Linked DNA regions of Mus musculus: region 2 is linked to region 1. A link is a loop called in an ENCODE intact Hi-C map of the cell type or tissue named here. Cell type or tissue: heart. All regions are shown on one strand. Links, peaks and the distances in the headings refer to the core of each region. The heading gives the core; the rest is flanking DNA.

Evidence for each region. Hi-C counts contacts between places; a loop is a spot of excess contacts. Peaks named below come from ENCODE experiments on the same cell type or tissue, not always from the same donor. Only the 100,000 strongest peaks of a DNase experiment are listed, where the experiment ranks them.
Region 2: it touches region 1 in a loop (15-fold over the local background); 6 of 42 quality-filtered maps call a loop at or near these places.

The regions. Positions count from the first base shown.
Region 1 is chr2:123,308,384-123,316,726 of GRCm38, forward strand. No RefSeq gene overlaps it. Among named protein-coding and RNA genes, the nearest start is that of Gm34430, 380 kb to the left of the region's middle. In heart, for the core only: a CTCF peak has its summit at 4,028 (motif pointing right); no DNase peak of the experiment used is centred there.
Region 2 is chr2:122,821,862-122,830,204 of GRCm38, forward strand. No RefSeq gene overlaps it. Among named protein-coding and RNA genes, the nearest start is that of Sqor, 61 kb to the left of the region's middle. In heart, for the core only: CTCF peaks have their summits at 3,649 (motif pointing right) and 4,598 (motif pointing right); no DNase peak of the experiment used is centred there; H3K4me3 peaks cover 420 bases; H3K27ac peaks cover 325 bases.

The sequences.
Region 1 (8,343 bases), core at 165-8,164:
TTTTTAAACTGGGAAGCATTTATAGAGCAACTCTGAGGCAGAAATTTGAGTTGAAAGACTACTTTCCATCTGCAAGGTAGATAAAGCTTACTCCTACCTCAATCTCCCTTTCCCCATATATGTGAAATAAATGCATTGGTTTTTGCTTTTCAAGGAATTTATGGAAAAAACAAACAAACAAACAAACAAACACTGCAGAATGCTAACTAGGAAGTAAGAAAAACCCTGCCAAAGTTAGTGGTTCAGAGAGTCCTGAAGTAGAAAGCAGGGGGAGAGGGGAGCTAGCCAGCCTTGACCCATCAGATATGGGACTTAGGACTTGGTACTATAGTGGCCTTCCCTGTGCCGTGCACCACTGAAGATATGGGGCATTGGATCTCCTGTATGCCCATCATGTGGCTTTGTTTGCTGTTTAGTGGTTTGAGGGTCTTTATCAGAGCTGGAAGGTCAATGGGAAGGTCTGAACACCTAAGATATGAAGAGGCTTAAGGGAGAAGGCTATCAGTCAGTGATCTCAGTCGTGTAAGGATACCCATATTTCGCATGGATGCATGTGTGCATGTGTGTGTGTGTGTGTGTGTGTGTGTGTGTGTGTGTGTGATTGCGTGTAGTAAGGGGAGAACAAGAAAACTGCAGTCTCCTCACTTAGTTCTTTCTCCCTGAACTTTGTCCTAGCAAGGTCAACTAGCACTATCCTTTACTATGCCTGTTGCCACTCTAAGATGTTTACATTGTTCTTCTAGTCAACTGCCCTTTCCATTGTGCCCTTGAAAATATTTTACTCAGTTGTATTTGCATGTTAAGTGACATATAGGGCCAGTGACTTTGGATCATCTCTCATCTACTGAAAGAAGAATGTGGATTCTCTTAATGTGAAATGATGATTCCAATAACAATAGATGGCTGGGCTTTCTACTAACTATTTTATCTGTGTGGTGGCTCTTATTTCTAATCTTCATTTTACAAGATCAGAAAGGGTGAGTGTCTGAGAGCAACTAGAAATTGCAGAATAAGATTTCAGCTTAGGAAGGTGATGTTCAACACTGCTTCTCACCCTGCTTATATGATCCTAACTTCCTCTCCTCTGAAGTTGTTTGTCCCTCTGTACCCAATCTTGGCACCTATTGGCCCGTCCGGCCTCTTGTCTATACATTCACTACCTAACTTACCTAACTATTTTGCTTCACTTTGTTAATATCTCAGTCAACACCATATACACAGATATTTTTAAACTGCCTCCAGAGTCAGCTTTTTCATTTGTAGAATGGGATTACAATGCATTTTATCTCCTATGACTATTCAGAGGATTCAGAAAAAACATACATATAAATGCCTTTGCAGAGGCCCTAATAGAACTGTTAATGAAAATAGTATGGAAAAAAATTAGTCACATTTAGTGAATATAAACAGTGGAACATAAATAGCTGAATAATTTGGCATGAGAAATACCATTAATAACTTGGATGCTTTCTGACAGAGCTGGTGGTCAAGAATACTTAGAACAGAGTTTCCCCATATCAGTTGCTCACAAAGCTGGGTCTACCCCATCTTTCTGTTTCCTTTGGGCAGTGATTCTGAATTCTCAGTTTATTTAAACAATAGAGATAAAACATATTCCCTGCCCCATCATTCTCAGGCTCATCCTGTGTTCATCATTGCTAATTAGACTTGGAATATTACAGTCCAAAGAAGGACGGTAAGAAGGCTTGAAACAGCTTACTAACTTAGTCAAAGGACATCAAGAAGGGGTAGCAGAGAGTCTAAATGTAGGGAAGAGAACTGTGAAAGATGCTTAGTTAGATGGCAAAGGAACCTAGATCTAGATACCTGGGTTCTCCAATTGGCTTATCCTGCTAATGCTGTATCTGTCATGCCCAAATTCCATGTCTTTCTTTTCAACTCTGATTTTTTTCTCACCCTAGTCTCCATCATTACCACCACCACCACTACTACCACCACTACCATCAGCATTTTCTCTGCTTGGCCCCTTCTCTTGTATACCAGTAGGTTACACTCAGCATACTGCCATTTTCTTCACCTTGCTGGACAATACTTTGCACACTGGTGTGTAGTGGGTGCTCAGTAGATAGTCACCAGAATGAGATTTATTTCTTCCCAGAAAGAACATCTCATGGGGAGTGGGAGAGGCCACAGTGGGCAAGATTTGGGGTAAAGCCATGCAGAGTAGGGCTAAGAAAAAGAGCGCTGTGTTCCACTTGTTTCAGAAAGGTCATGCTGGGCAGCACTCTGCCTGACTTTAAATAATGTGTGTTGTTGGAAGGGGTCTAGAAAAAGGTAAGTTTTGCCTGAGGAGGGCCTTTGTTTTCATCTTAAAAAATAATAAGCAACCTTTTCATGGGAAAAAGAAAAAATGACATTGCTTCATATAAAATGTTAAGGCTTAAGAGATTTTAAAAAAATACTGTCTTATTCATATGCATACAGCTGTGCATAGAGTCTTTGGTAGCTTAAATGCAAGAAGAACTCAGGATAACTGAGTTGAAATCCGATGCAATGCCTAATTAAAAATGCAAATTCAAAGTTGCTAGAGCTCTTCCAGCTGAGCAGAGTAAACAGGAGAGGGGAGAAAAGGTGGCATAAAGTCACATAGAGAACTGAAAGGATCCTGTGTGATACAAGAAGCAAGAAGCATAGAGGAGTCTGGTGTCAGAGGAGTAAGGGATGCTGGGCAAGAATCCTTGATGGGGCAGAATCAGAATCAGCTGAGCTTGAGCAGGACTTGAATTTTATTTCCAAGTATTGGACTGCTGCTACTTAGAGGAAATACCCTTGGCAAGTATTACTGAACCCCCACTGTGAATAAGCATGCAATGTATTATCCACTGCCTTTTCTGGGTTACACAGAAGTAGAAGAAAGATGAGAGGCAATCTAGGTTAGTGAGGTGGAGAATTTAACCCAATGTTTTGATGCAAAGACAATGATGCTATGATGAATGCAACCTACTGTACACAACTAAGGAACCAAGAGTTGGTGACAGGGCTTGGGCAGGAGAGTGCTACTGCTGAACAGATAAGATCAGAGTTGAGGACAGACATGAGTTTTCATGCAGTTTGGACATGGCAGATACAACATTAGCAGGACAAGCCAATTGGAGCACAAAGCTGGGTGGACAAGCCAGCTGAAGAATGCAGCTATGTAACGTGCATTCTTGCCTGTTTGTCTCACCCATCCAAACTTCCAACATCTATGTCTGCTCCACAGAAGTAGCTGACTGAGGAGAGGAGTATACAGCTTGCAGAGCATGACATTAAGAGAGACGCCTTCCCTGAGTGGACAGAGTGGAAGGGCATCACACAGACAGGGCTTTTTGTCCTCTGTGCACCAGTGTGAAGATTTAATGCTAAGCACAGAGGCAGTCTGAACAGTGTAGAATAGGGTTGCTTGAAGTCCACGAACTGCTCAGCAAACACTAGACACAAAGCAAGATCTCTTTTTGTTCTGGGTTTTTCTGGGGGATGGTTCGTGAAAACTGGTTAGCTTTTTTTTTTTTCTTAACAAATCTAATATGACCAGCCTTCTGTAATATGTGAGCTTCACATATTACATATTCACTTCATAGCATGCCTATGCCTTATGTACAGCCCAACAGAGGCACTCTTCATATTCGTTGGAATCACCAGGAATGCTGCTGAAATATAAGCCATTAGGACCACCCTAAGACATTTATATTCTTCTGAACTAGTGTGGAGCCCAGGGAACAAGATCTCTTGAAATCCTTCCGGCTAGGCTACAGGCACTGGTTAGCCAAATGGGCTTTTCTTTCATCTTTAAAACATGCCCCAGAGTTCCCCTCCTTTGTGCTTTTATGAATTTCAAGGTTAGAAGCAAAATTCTGTTATGGATGTTCGTCATCTGTATTTGAAAGAAAATAGTAAAAAACGTTGGTAGACGTCTAGTTGGCCGTGCTAGTTTGATCTGCAGGCTCCACAAAGGTGTTGCATCCCTGGAGTCCGTTAGGATCAGTCAAGGGCAGATATGAACGCTGTACTAACAGATACCATGAGAGGGCAGCAGAGAGCTGGCAAGATTTTCTCTACAGGGCAGGGAAATCTGGCTAGGCCGGATGGAGAATTCTTGGCAGATGCAGGAGGAGGAAATGTTTGAACCTTTATGGGGAGCAAAGGATGTAGTTATCTTTGCTCCATAAATATCTTAAATCGGAGTCATTACTCAATTGATAAACTGAGATCAGTGGAGGACTGAACACGGTGGGGTCAGTTTTAAACAGGAGCAATGGACTTATGCTCTGAGATATTGGCGAAAACCTCAAACAGCAAGCCAGTTTGTGAGATGAAGCTGGGTCTTATAACTACTCATGAGACCCATAACCTGAAGAGTCTTTTGCCTAGATTCAAACCCAAATCAAGAGAAAAAAAAATCTTTATCTAAAAGTTGAGCAAGTCTTTGCAACCTAAAAAAACACATGTGAACAGGGTATGGAAAGGAACAGATGAGAGCCAGGATTGCACCGGTGGCTGCTGACATCACTGACAAAGTCTCTATAAAGCTAGTGCCTTCCCCATCGGGAATAGCCATTAGAAGCTCGAGGCAGACACAGGGGTGGTATGTGGCTTGAGGCACACGGGACCTCCTTACTAGATAAACTCAGAACCAGAAATGTAAACTACAGAGATAGCACCACACCCAGAGAGACTATTTCAAGGTAAGCTGGCAAAAGTTTGAGAATTGCACACTGCTTTGTTGCTGGTAGTGTGGGCTTGGTGCTACCTTAGACTGACATTTCCAGATTGTTCCCTGACATCTTGCTGGTGTAGGTGCAGACCTGAGCCTCCACCTCACTTGGGAGCTTATTACAGTGTTGAATCCTTGGGTCCTGCCTCAGACCTACAGAATCAGAATTTGCATTTTAACAAGATCCCCAGGTGATTCATATGCATATTATGCATATTAAAATTTGAAAAGTCCTCTGCTAGAATCCAGTCTGGATAGGATCTGATGCCACTGATGTTATCGAAGATTAATAAGGACACTTTGGAACAGGGAGATAGACATGCTTCAGTAACATTAAGTAGGTATGTTACTAATGTGTATATTTGGGGTATTTTGTTGTTGCTATATCCTATTTTGTTTCTCATAGTTACATACAACATTGACAAACATCTTTTTTCAGAGACCCAGTAGTAGGGAAAGCTGTGTCCTATTTCAGTTTGAAGGAACATGTGGATCAAAATTGGCGTTATTCAAAAAGGATACATGATTTGTTGGAGGTTGTCACTTCTGTGTGCTGACTCCTATCTCCCAAAAGTAGCTTGGTTGCTTCTATTTCTTCTTCTTTTCTATTTAATTAAAAAAAATTTGCATACACTGTGTTCTGATAATGCTTTTCTCCTCCTGTAACTACTCTTCCCAGATCCTCCCTGTCTCCCCACCCATCCAACACCACATCCCCTTTCTCCCTTTCTCATAAAAAATAAAAATAAAAAAGAATGTCCTTCACAGACTCACCTGTTTGATGTTTGTATATTTGGTCCTTAGCTGACGATGCTGTTTCAGAAGGATGTAGAACCTTTAATTGGTGAAGTCTTGCTGGAAAAGGGGAAGCACTGGGTCAGGGTGGGTTTTGAGATCTTACAGCTCAGCACCATTTTCTGCTTGGTCTTTGCTTCCAGACCCTGAAAGCAGTGTGACCATCTGGCCTCCTGACCTGCTGCTAGGCATTCCCTACCACCATGACTATGCCTCCTTAAACTGAAGCTGAAGTAAGCTTTCCCACCTTATGAAGTTTTTTTTTTTCCACAATGACGAGGAGCATAATTAATATGCTAGCTGAATGCCATGTACTTTTAGAGGCCATTAGTACATTGATCACAAGACAGTATATGCTTGTATTCGTTTCTTGTCAATGTTTAAAGATAATGCACCAATTCAGAAGCTTAGAAGAGCACAACTTTATTTTCCTATAGTTCTGGAGGTCCAAATTCCAGTTCACTGGCCTACAGCGATGGTGTCAGCAGGACTTGGTTGTGGAGTGTTGGGTGGGGAGGATCTGAGCCTTATCTTTCCAGCTTTGATCCACTCTTGCTAGCCCCATTGCTTTTCATGTCTCCTGTCTCCACTCCTCTAACCTTAAAGTCAATGGTTCAAGATCTTGCTTCAGACATGCAATGTCAAACTTCACTTTGTGTATAAGAACGGATATCTGTGCTCATGCATGAAGCAAACTCACATACTGAATACTGTCCCTATTTCAAAAGCTTATTTCAGTCACATTTGACACAGCCACTTTTTCCATATAAGACAACATTCACAGGTTCTAAAGGGGGAAAAAACCCATATGCTGTTTGGTAGGCATTATTTAGCCTGTCATAAGTTTTAAATTACAATGTGCATTAGCATATTATAAAACATGGCTTTCCCACTGATTAGGATAATGTAGGTTTGGGGCTGGAACAATGGCTCAGTGGTTAGGAACAAGTAATGCTCTTCTATGGAACTTGAGTTCAGTTTTAGTAAAGTTCTCAGCACCACTTCAGGTAGCTCACACTTCCTGTAATGCTAGCTCTAGGGTATCCAGCTTCCTTTGCTGGCTTCTGTGGGCATCACGCTCTGGAACACACCTTCTCACATGGAGGTGAATGCTAATATGGGACATTTTGGATCTTGAAAGACAACTTAGAAATTATCTAGTCCACTCTTGTTTACTTGTATGAGAGATTAAATCTCTAAAGACAGTAGTATGCCCAGAGTCACACTCTGACTTAGGACTTAGTCAATGACAATTCATAGAGCAGTTACTATGTACCAAGCTTACAAAATTGAATACCATGATCAGGAAGAAAGTCAGGGATGGTGACCTTGCATTTAAGAGTTGTGTACCCCAATATTTACTCTGGAAACTAAATTTCCTGAATTCAGTTACAAACATATATAAGCTATAGGGGAGATCTATAAACCTAGTGCTATTAATCCATTATTGATAAATCAGAAATAGCATTGAGCACATGTGCAAATTTAAAAAATCAGACTCTGGTTTTCTGGCCAGAAGTAAGTTTGCTTATTCCTCTAGAGAGAAGCTCTCCCATGGTTACATGGCAACCCATGGCCAGCCAAGTCCTTTAGGAAGCAGAAGAGAGGCAGCAAGCCAGCTTCCTGTGCTCCTCTCGGTCTCCTTCAGGGAGATGTATTGGAGCTGATGGGACTCCAGGCACGGTAGAGGGAGAGCTTCTCTCACATGGAGCACCAATTTACCTGAGCTGGAAGAGCCAGATTGTCTATTCCCCAAAGGGTTTGTGGCTTGAACCAATGATGCCATTAACTTTCTCCATATGCATCCATACATATTTTTGATGGCATGTCTGTCAATCTGATGTTTGTTATTGTATGTCAAACACATTCAAAATCATTTCTTTGCAGCCCTCAGAATAATATGCTTGCGTACAATGTGAACATAGTGACAAAAAGCTTTAAAGCCCTGAGTCATCTTTCTTGTGCTAATTGAAGTCATAATCCAGTCGTCTCTAGCTTAAACGAGAAATATACATACATTTCAAAATACTTCAGATATAAAGCAATTCCTTAGGGCTTGTTTTTCTAAGCTCAATGAAAATTAAAAATCTTTTCACAGTAACAAAAAGACATTCAGTTAGTTTCTCAAAATCATTAATATGTTTTGAAATGCAAGTTATTACCTTTGTATGTGGGTGGCTAATGCAGGCTCCCATGTTTTATTTGGGGGTAAGAAGTATTGACTAACTAGCCCGCTTTCTACCATCATTGGAAGGGTCTTTTCCAGGAAGAAACTGGCTGGTCTCTTCTCATCACAGATGAATGCCATGATGGATTGCTGGTGCTGGTTTCTGTGACCTTGGTTAAACATCGTAAACTGTGGCATAAGGAAGAAGATCAGAATTTGGGTCTCCATCCTGACACAAACACTCCGAAATTGTCATGTAGAGAGACTCTCTTATAAAAAGCACCTGTAGCCGGGTGTGGTGGTACACACCTATAATCCCAGCACTTGGGAGGCTGAGGCAGGCAGATTTCTGAGTTCAAGGCCAGCCTGGACTTCAGAGTGAGTTCCAGGACAGCCAGGGCTATACAGAGAAACTCTGTCTCAAAATGACCAAAATAAATAAATAAATAAATAAATAAATAAATAACAATAAAAAATAATAAAATAAAAAGCATCTGTCATTAAAAATGCCCACAGCCAATGAGCTGTGGCAGGAAATAGAAGGTGTGACACTGGCAGGAAGAGAGAGGATTCTGGGAAATAGTAACAGATGAGAAAGACATGGGGAGAGCTAAGAAGATTCTCTAGGAAGATGTTAGGAGACAAATGCATCATACCTGAGTATAGG
Region 2 (8,343 bases), core at 117-8,116, 490 kb before region 1:
AGTTGATACAAAACCAGCCAGTACAGGTAACTGTACTATATTGGAAGAAGGTTCCAGAAAAAAGGATAGCATGGGTGAAAATGTAGAGTAGAAACTAGATGGTTGACCCCTGTACTGAAAGTCACATAGCCTACTCCTTGGACTGTGGACGTCAGGAGGACCTGTTCTAAATTGTATGTGTACAAAGTTCTAGAATTTTCCTTTAGGCACGGGAGAGGCCTCTGTGGTCCAGAGAATATCAGGGTGCGCAGTTTGTAGGTATATGAGTACGAGTTTGTTTCTCTGTCTGCAAAGGTGAAGCATCATTTTAATTATTATTTATTTAGCACTACTCTGAGGTCCCAGCACTGCCATTTCATCAAGATAACAACCATAACAATAACATACAAATACCAGCAATAATAATGATAATTGCTTATTTCATTGGAGTGCTATGGGGGTAAATGAGGTAGATTATGGCTCCCAAAGTGCCGGGGCATTTGGAAAGAACTATCATTGTACTTGCATGTTGCTAGGTAGCTGTTGTAATTACTACTAACCAGACAGTGGGACTTGGTCATCACAAGAGCTTCACCTTCTTATGATGGAAAGAGAAACAGACTCAAGCCTTAGCATTTTCTTCCTCTCTTTGGAAGAGATAACTAACTGGTAGTGTGGATTGACCATGTGCAAGGTGACTTCATATACTATCTTCTATAATTAAAATAAAGCCTTGTTATTATATATAGTTATTATTATTATTGTTTTAAAATGAGATATGTTAGGGCAAACTTCAGACATAATGCTGCATTCTTTTTAAATATGCCAGGTAGGCATTCCTGAGTAGGCAAAATTTCTAAATAACTACCATACAGTCCTTTGAACAAAACAATAAACAATGCTGGTATGTTTCCATCTGTTGTGTGATACCATTCCTGGGGTGACATGAACAAATGCCTACTTACTCTGGCTAGGAACCAAAGACAGACCAAAGTAAGGATACTGCCAAGGTCCAACCAGTGAGTTTTATTCAGGTTATTTACAGGAATATGGGTGAGGGGTTACTTACCAGAGCAGAAATGACTCAGACAGCTAATCACCAAAAGGCCACCCCAGCATGAAAGCTGGAGACCTGGAGTTTACTGCACATTCTGCAGGCAGCCCAACAGGTTGAAGAGTGTCCTCTTGGAAGCTCTGTAGCTCTCTGCTTCTTCCAGGCATCTCAGCTTGTCTGGGAGTCTGAGCATGTAGTGCTGAGAGAAGCTTGGAGATGGAGGGCCCCAGTGAATCTGGTCAGGACCAAGGACTCCCTGAAGCTTTTCATTGTTTACTTCCTTCAACAAGCAGGACAGTGTTTTACCTTGTTTTAGAACACTCCATGTCTTAATCATCTCTGCTCCAAGACTATCCACAACCATCTAGTCTTCATATCAGTAGACACAACTTTCCCAACAATGGCATGTTTGCCATTCTGGTATAAGATCAAGCACCCCATTTCCTTGGTTAGTTGTCCCATCTCCTTAGTTTCCTGCAGCCTGGAAAGTCTCCTCAGCATTTCTTGCATGGTCTAGAAAAGCTTAGAATAATGGCCTTTCGTTCTGAAGGCCTACCTGGGCCTGCCAGGTAGACAGACCCCTGTGGCTAGTGCTAGCTGTGTATTCTTAGGAGTCACTGTGCTCACACTGGGAGGCACACGATGCCAACCCCTCCCTTGGTTCTCACCGTGGCACTTAGTCAATTGGATTCTATTACATTTCTTCACTGGGGTCACTTTTTCCCCATTGTGATCACGGATGTGTGTGGCTCTATATTCACCAGCCTTATCAATTGCTGGAGACTTCCTTTATGATGGCTTCAGAGGGTGGTTTCCTCTTCCCATCATTCCATCTGCACTTGTTAGTTGGCACTCACTGGGAAGAAGAGCTCTCCCCTAGCATCTCTTGATTAGCCTGTTTCTTCAATGTCTCATGGATTTTTACTCTATGTAATGGGTAAACCATCACTATCACTGTTTCCTTTAAAGTTTAACATTTCAAAGTTTGGCTAGTGGTACCCCTTTCAGGATGGTTTCAGGTCCTTTTGACAGGTGTCCATTGTTTTGTGAGCACTTCCACACTTTCAGACAGAGGACATTCTAGACTTATGCTCATTAATTTGTCCATGTCTTTAAGATCTCAGAATTACATTTTACTGGAGGGTATGACCCATCACTATCAGCATGTGACATAGAGCAATTGTTTCTTTCATATCCAGTCATACAATTAAGCATTGACAGCCTAGGCATAGCCACTGTTATTATTTTTTGAGTAGCTGGGAGGAAACAGAATTGTCCCAGTCTTCTTGTCCAGCGTCAGGGATCCACCCCTCTAGGCCATCTACTTGAATGACTCCTGTTTCTTGGAGGATGTCTAAGGCCTTTGCTTCCTCCCACTTTCCCCTCCAACTCTCTTCCATAGAAGAAATTAGACTTTATCTAGAAATTAGAGTACCATCCCCTGAGCTGGCCACTGAGAAGATCAGCGAGCATAAGAACAGCAGCACAATCCTGCTCCTGTGTAGCTTGCCACGGGGAGGGAGAAAGTGAGTGTGCAGACACATGCAAATCAGGTGATGGTAAATGTGCGAAGAACATACGAGGGGGACAGAGCAGAGCAGTGTGTGATCACACCTGTGCCTCTGACTGGTGTGTGTGTGTGTGTGTGTGTGTGCACTGTTTTACATAGCACGCAGCTAGCACTTCTCCACCTCCACAACTTTGCTTATATCATCTCTTCTGGTGGCTGCATGATTATTCTCCTTTGACATTTGAGCTTTAACCTGAAGTCAGATTTTCCACTCATTATGAAGTCTTCTTTGACTGATTCAGATCTTTTCCTTCTCTGAGCAAGTAAGAGTTGATAGAAAACAGGGGTCTGTGCATTACAGTTTGATTATAGTGCAGTGACAGGATAAGGCTTGGCAGTACACATTCTGAAAGGCAGGAATTCCTCTTTGTGTTCCTTTTCTTCTTTTGATCTTCTCTCTCCCTCTGGGCTTAATAGTAGGAGCTTGTACAGTTTGACAACACACACAACAGTACACAACAACACACACATACACACAAACTCCCAAAACACACACTCCCCAAAACACACACTCACATACCAACAACAACACACACACACACACACACACACACTCACTCAAATCCCAGTGAGGGTAGTCTTCAGACGGAGGAGGAACTGGTGGGAAGGTGACTGCAGAGTCCTTTTCAGAGCTCTCAGCTGTGACCACACCCAACTCCACCTTCTGCAATGTTGAGGATTCATTCTATACCTCAGAGCTTCTTTAGTAATTTCAGCGAAGGAGATGAACGACTGCTTGTTACACATCATATTTCAATGTCAAATGCTCTTGACAATCATGTCTGATTGATTGTATATCTTGGTGACTTCTTGAAACAGGTCTTGGAGGAAAAACCACCATGTGTTTAGAAGCTGTTAACAAATTCCCCAAACTATATAATCAATCAGGCATATAACCCATCAGCGACAAAGCCTCCTTCGTGCGGTGTTCTCCACCCTCACACATCCCCAAATAAACATAATACCTGTTAATCTTAAGATTAAGAGGCTCTCCGCTCTCCAGGACAGCCTTTGAACAGGGCCGTGATGAGTTGCGCCTAGAGAGCTGTAGGTGGCGCTGTGAGCTCGGCGCATGGTCTTCCAGGCAACTTTTAAGATTTCCAGGGGAAGGAAGACAAGGCGTCTGGCATCTTTTCAGTTAAATTTCATCCTATCTGCTCAGCTTCTGCAAAGCAAGTCTGAGAAACAGATTAGCCGATTTCTGACCCTAAACGGAAGGTCAGCCGTTCTGTGCTCAAATGTAGCATTTCACCGCAGGCTGGATCATGTCCTGGACTGGGCTTTGGAATTCTGCCCATAAGCTATGAAAATGACCCCAAGGTGTTTCTTAGAGCATTTCTTTGCTTGGGAGGCCTTTCTTGGTTTTGTACTTGGAAGCATAAACCACATTAGCATCGCGCTTTGGGCCTGTGTATATGTGGGTTTGGTTTGGGTTGGGGGGTGAGGGATTGGCTTGTAGGCTTCAAGGCTACTTGCTATTTTCGATCACTTTCTGAATTCAGTTTGCTGTTAAAAGCAGGCCCCTGCTTGAGTGGGGCCTTTATTACCCGCACCTGGTCCCTAACCCAGGTCTCTGGGAAATTTTCTTTGTTGCCAAGCTCTGTGGCTGTAGTGCCGATCCACTTAATAGCAGAAAATTGGGCGCTAACTGTATCATTTGTCAGCCACACTGTGGGATTTCAGATTCCTTAATTAAACTTGCGTGTTTCAGATTTCATAAAGTGAATCTGTGTTTTATGTGCATAGGATGTGAACGTGTGGAATGGAGAGAATGGGACCTTAATGACCTCCTGGACAGATACAATTCAAATTCCCTAACCACATTTACTAAAGGCACGGCTGACTTTCAATGTCTCATAGATTTCCTAGTGGCGAAGGGAATGAGGTGACACTTCCCATCACATTTCTATAATGAAGTTATTAGGGTTGAATTTATTTTTGGTTTTCCCCCATATTCACTGTTTTCAGATGAACACTTTTGTTTGTTTCCTTACTGATAACCAGTAGATGGCTCTGTGGCATTTCTAGAGTTGACAATTGTTAGTTTGGTGCCTCTTAATATATGAGAGTAATTTACTTTCCCTCTGGCCTGTGGGGAAATCTTGAGCCGTTCCATTCAGTCCCATGGATGAGGAGAACGGCTGATGAAGGTTCTTTTTCTCCCTCAGTTGTTAGGAAATTTTGTGTGTGTGTGTGTGTGTGTGTGTGTGTGTGTGTGTGTGTGTGTATGTGTGTGTGTGTGTGTGTGTGTTTCTCCTATTGGAGTAGCCAGATAATTACCAACTGTGGGCACAAGACCTTTGGGATGGGCAGTGTGCAATATGTTGGCCACTGATGGATATAGATTCTATCCAGATTCCAGAAGGTAACAGTACCTACACATGGCTCCTAAACACCAGCTGTTGGAGCTCCCACATGGGAAGGGATGGGGACTTTCATAGCTGACTCAGTTTCCATTTCCGTCTCCCCAGAGCTGGGGATCATTGCCCAAACACAGGTAAAGCAGGCGAGAACATCCCTGGATGCTGTCTTCCGTGTCTAGTCTACCTGGTGCCACCAGATGAGTGCCGTTTACCAATTTCCCCCAGTGCCTTTTGTTCTGCCTTCTCTATCACCATAGGATGGGGAGTGTGAGGACTGTGTGCCCAGTCACAGGTTATTTGTTGTTCTCCATCTTCTTTTTTTTTTTTTTTTTTTTTTTCATCTTCTTGTCTTGCCTTCTGAGGCTGAGATGGCAAGTGATTGTTCTTGCCTGATTCTTCTCTCCTTCCAGGTACACTTGGAGCTGAAGGGTTTTAGAACCTCTTATCAATTAGGTGTCTTCTAGTCAGTAAAATTTAAATAGGACCTTAGGATGTTAGGAACTGAATCTTAGCACCCAATGGGACTATATTTGGAGATGAGGCCTTTGAGGAGGAAATGAAGGTTAAAGATGTTGTAATAATGGGGTCCTAGTCCAATGTGCCTGTTGCCATTAGAAGAGGGAGAAACACTAGGGGTGTATACACACAGAGAAGGGAACCAATGAAGACAGAGAAAGGTCAGCCATCTGCAAGCCAAAGAGAGATGCCTTAGCAGCAACTGAATCTGCTAACACCTTGATCTTGAACTCCTGGTTTCCAGACCCCAGTGCAATAAATTTCTATTGTTGAGTCAAGACTTCAGTAGTTTGTTATGACAGCTGTAACAGACTGATATATAAGCTAAGCATTTAAAAGCGTAAGCTATCCATTTTCTCTTCTGCCTATTGACCTTCACTGGTATGTTCTGAGGATGTTGCTAAAAGACGGAGAGCTGATCCTAAATAATTTGTCTTAAGCCAAGCCACTGATGGTTCTGATTCAATTTTGCTGCACTGTGCATGGTCTGATATTAATCAGGCAGAACAATCCAACCTGAACTTTACCTCTTGAAGGCAAAAGCCAAGAATTTGACCATTTCATTTGGTTTTGCCCTTGTGTGGGATGAATCCTCTTGGTGGGATAGATGCCTCGTGCCTAGATAAGGGGATGGGGTTGGTTTGTAAGATAACTGGGATCATGGAACTGAATAAGATTGGTTAATTGATCACAGTACGCTGCTGTAACAGCATAAGGCTCCAAGGGATAGCAGAGGTTTCCATTTGGCTCTAGACTGAGCCCTCTAGATTTCAGAGCAGCTGAGATGGTTCAGGTTGGGGTGTGGAGGAAGGGACCTCTGGCATGTTCTCTCTTGAATGAGAGAACTGTATTTTTATATGTGTAGGGTTTTGTGTGTACTTTAATTAGATGAATGACTGCGTTGCTAAAAAATTTTAACTTATACTTATGATTTCACAGTTAATGAAATACAAAATTAAAAAATTAATTGTGTGTGTGTGTGTGTGAATTTTTCATGAATGTATATAAGAAGCTCTTGTGGCTTGAAGTTAAGTCTGATTCAGCCATTTTTTTTTATTGATGGATTTATGGTCATAAGCCTTACTTAAAATCAGTTTCTTCATTTTCTAGCTGGTCTGCAAAATATCTGTGGGGGTTAGAGAGATGGCTTAGTAGACAAAGCAAAACAAAACAAAACTTATTTTTTCTGAGGACTCAGACTTGAACCCAGCACAAACATGGTAGTTCGCAACCACCTGTAACTCCCGATCCAGCACCCCTTATGACTTCCATGGTCAGCATACACACACGTGCAGGCAAAGTTTCCCTCATACACTTAGAATAAAAACAATATTTAAAAAGAAAGGAAATGTGTAGTTCATGGAAATAGATTTGAACAAAGTTCAAGAGTTGTAGGTGTTCAAATGTTAATTTATATTTAAAGAAATTTATAGGAAATACTGACGGCACACAATTTTGCAACAGTGAATGAGAAACCATGGCCTGAAGTCGCACATACAGTTTTCAATGCCTGTCAGGAGTGTTTCAACTCCTGTCCTAGGCAGACATTGCTAATTAATTACATAACTAATTTCTACAGAGTCTAGATATCTTCATTTAATTCTTGGAGTTAGATGATAAAAGGAGATCACTTTTATCATCTTTATGCATAATCACTGCCCATTTGGGATTCACTTATAGATGAGTCTGAGCATCCTTTAGAACTGTAGTAAGTTTGGTGACTGGGTTACTGGGTGCCAGTGAGCCAAATGGCAGAGGGGCATTTTGTCTTTCCTTCTGTACACGACTTCTTATTCTCTAGTCCCTCTCCACTGGTCTTAAGATCCTTAGGGTGTTTTTCTGGTGGCTGGCTTCTTACAGGCAGGGAGTAGAAGTTCCCAGGAAGGCTGAAGGCTGTGTCAGAAATGCGCAGTCACTCATGCTGTATGTTACTGATCAAGAAATCACAGGGATTGCTTGTGTCCAGGCAGGAGTCCGGATCTCTCTCTTGGTGGTACCATACCAGCTCACTCTACAGAAGAGCAGGTGGGATGGAGGGGATGTTGTCTCTAACGTTGCCAACACTCTCCATGCATTCTCCCATCCTTTGCTTCATTTAGGAGATAGTTTTAGTTCTTTCACAGAGTTCAGTTTTAATTTCAGTTATTGTGCTTCCCTTGTGTGCCCCACACAGTGCTAACGGCTGGAATGCAGGATGCCCCCCATTCCTTATATCACACACCAAGTAGACAATACCACCTCCATGTCCAAGAAGAGAAAGAGGAAGTATCGAGAAGGTGATTATTTTGCCGAAGGTCAACAGGTGGCAATACTGTGTCAGAGGGGCTTATGATGATTAAAAATATACAAAATGCCACACAGTAGTATAATTAGCAGGTTCCCTTGTGTGCCCCACACAGTGCTAACGGCTGGAATGCAGGATGCCCCCCATTCCTTATATCACACACCAAGTAGACAATAGATTGCTGTGGTGAGAAATATAGGGTACAGTGAAGGGAGAGGGTAGTGTGAGTGGCGCCCACTGTCAGGTCGGCCCAGGGAGCATGCTTGAGGGTTGGCCACTTGTGCCTTGCCTTTCCTTTTCTCTTCTCTTCTTTTCGCCTTTTAAAAATTAGATATTTTCTTTATTTACATTTCAAATGCTATCCCAAAAGTTCCCTATTACCTCCCCCCCCCGCCCTGCTCCCCTACCCACCCACTCCCACTTCTTAGCCCTGGCGTTCCCCTGTACTGGGGCATATAAAGTTTGCAAGACCAAGAGGCCTCTCTTGCCAATGATGGCTGACTAGGCCATCTTCTGATACATATGCAGCTAGAGACACGAGCTCTGAGGGTACTGGTTAGTTCATATTGTTCCACCT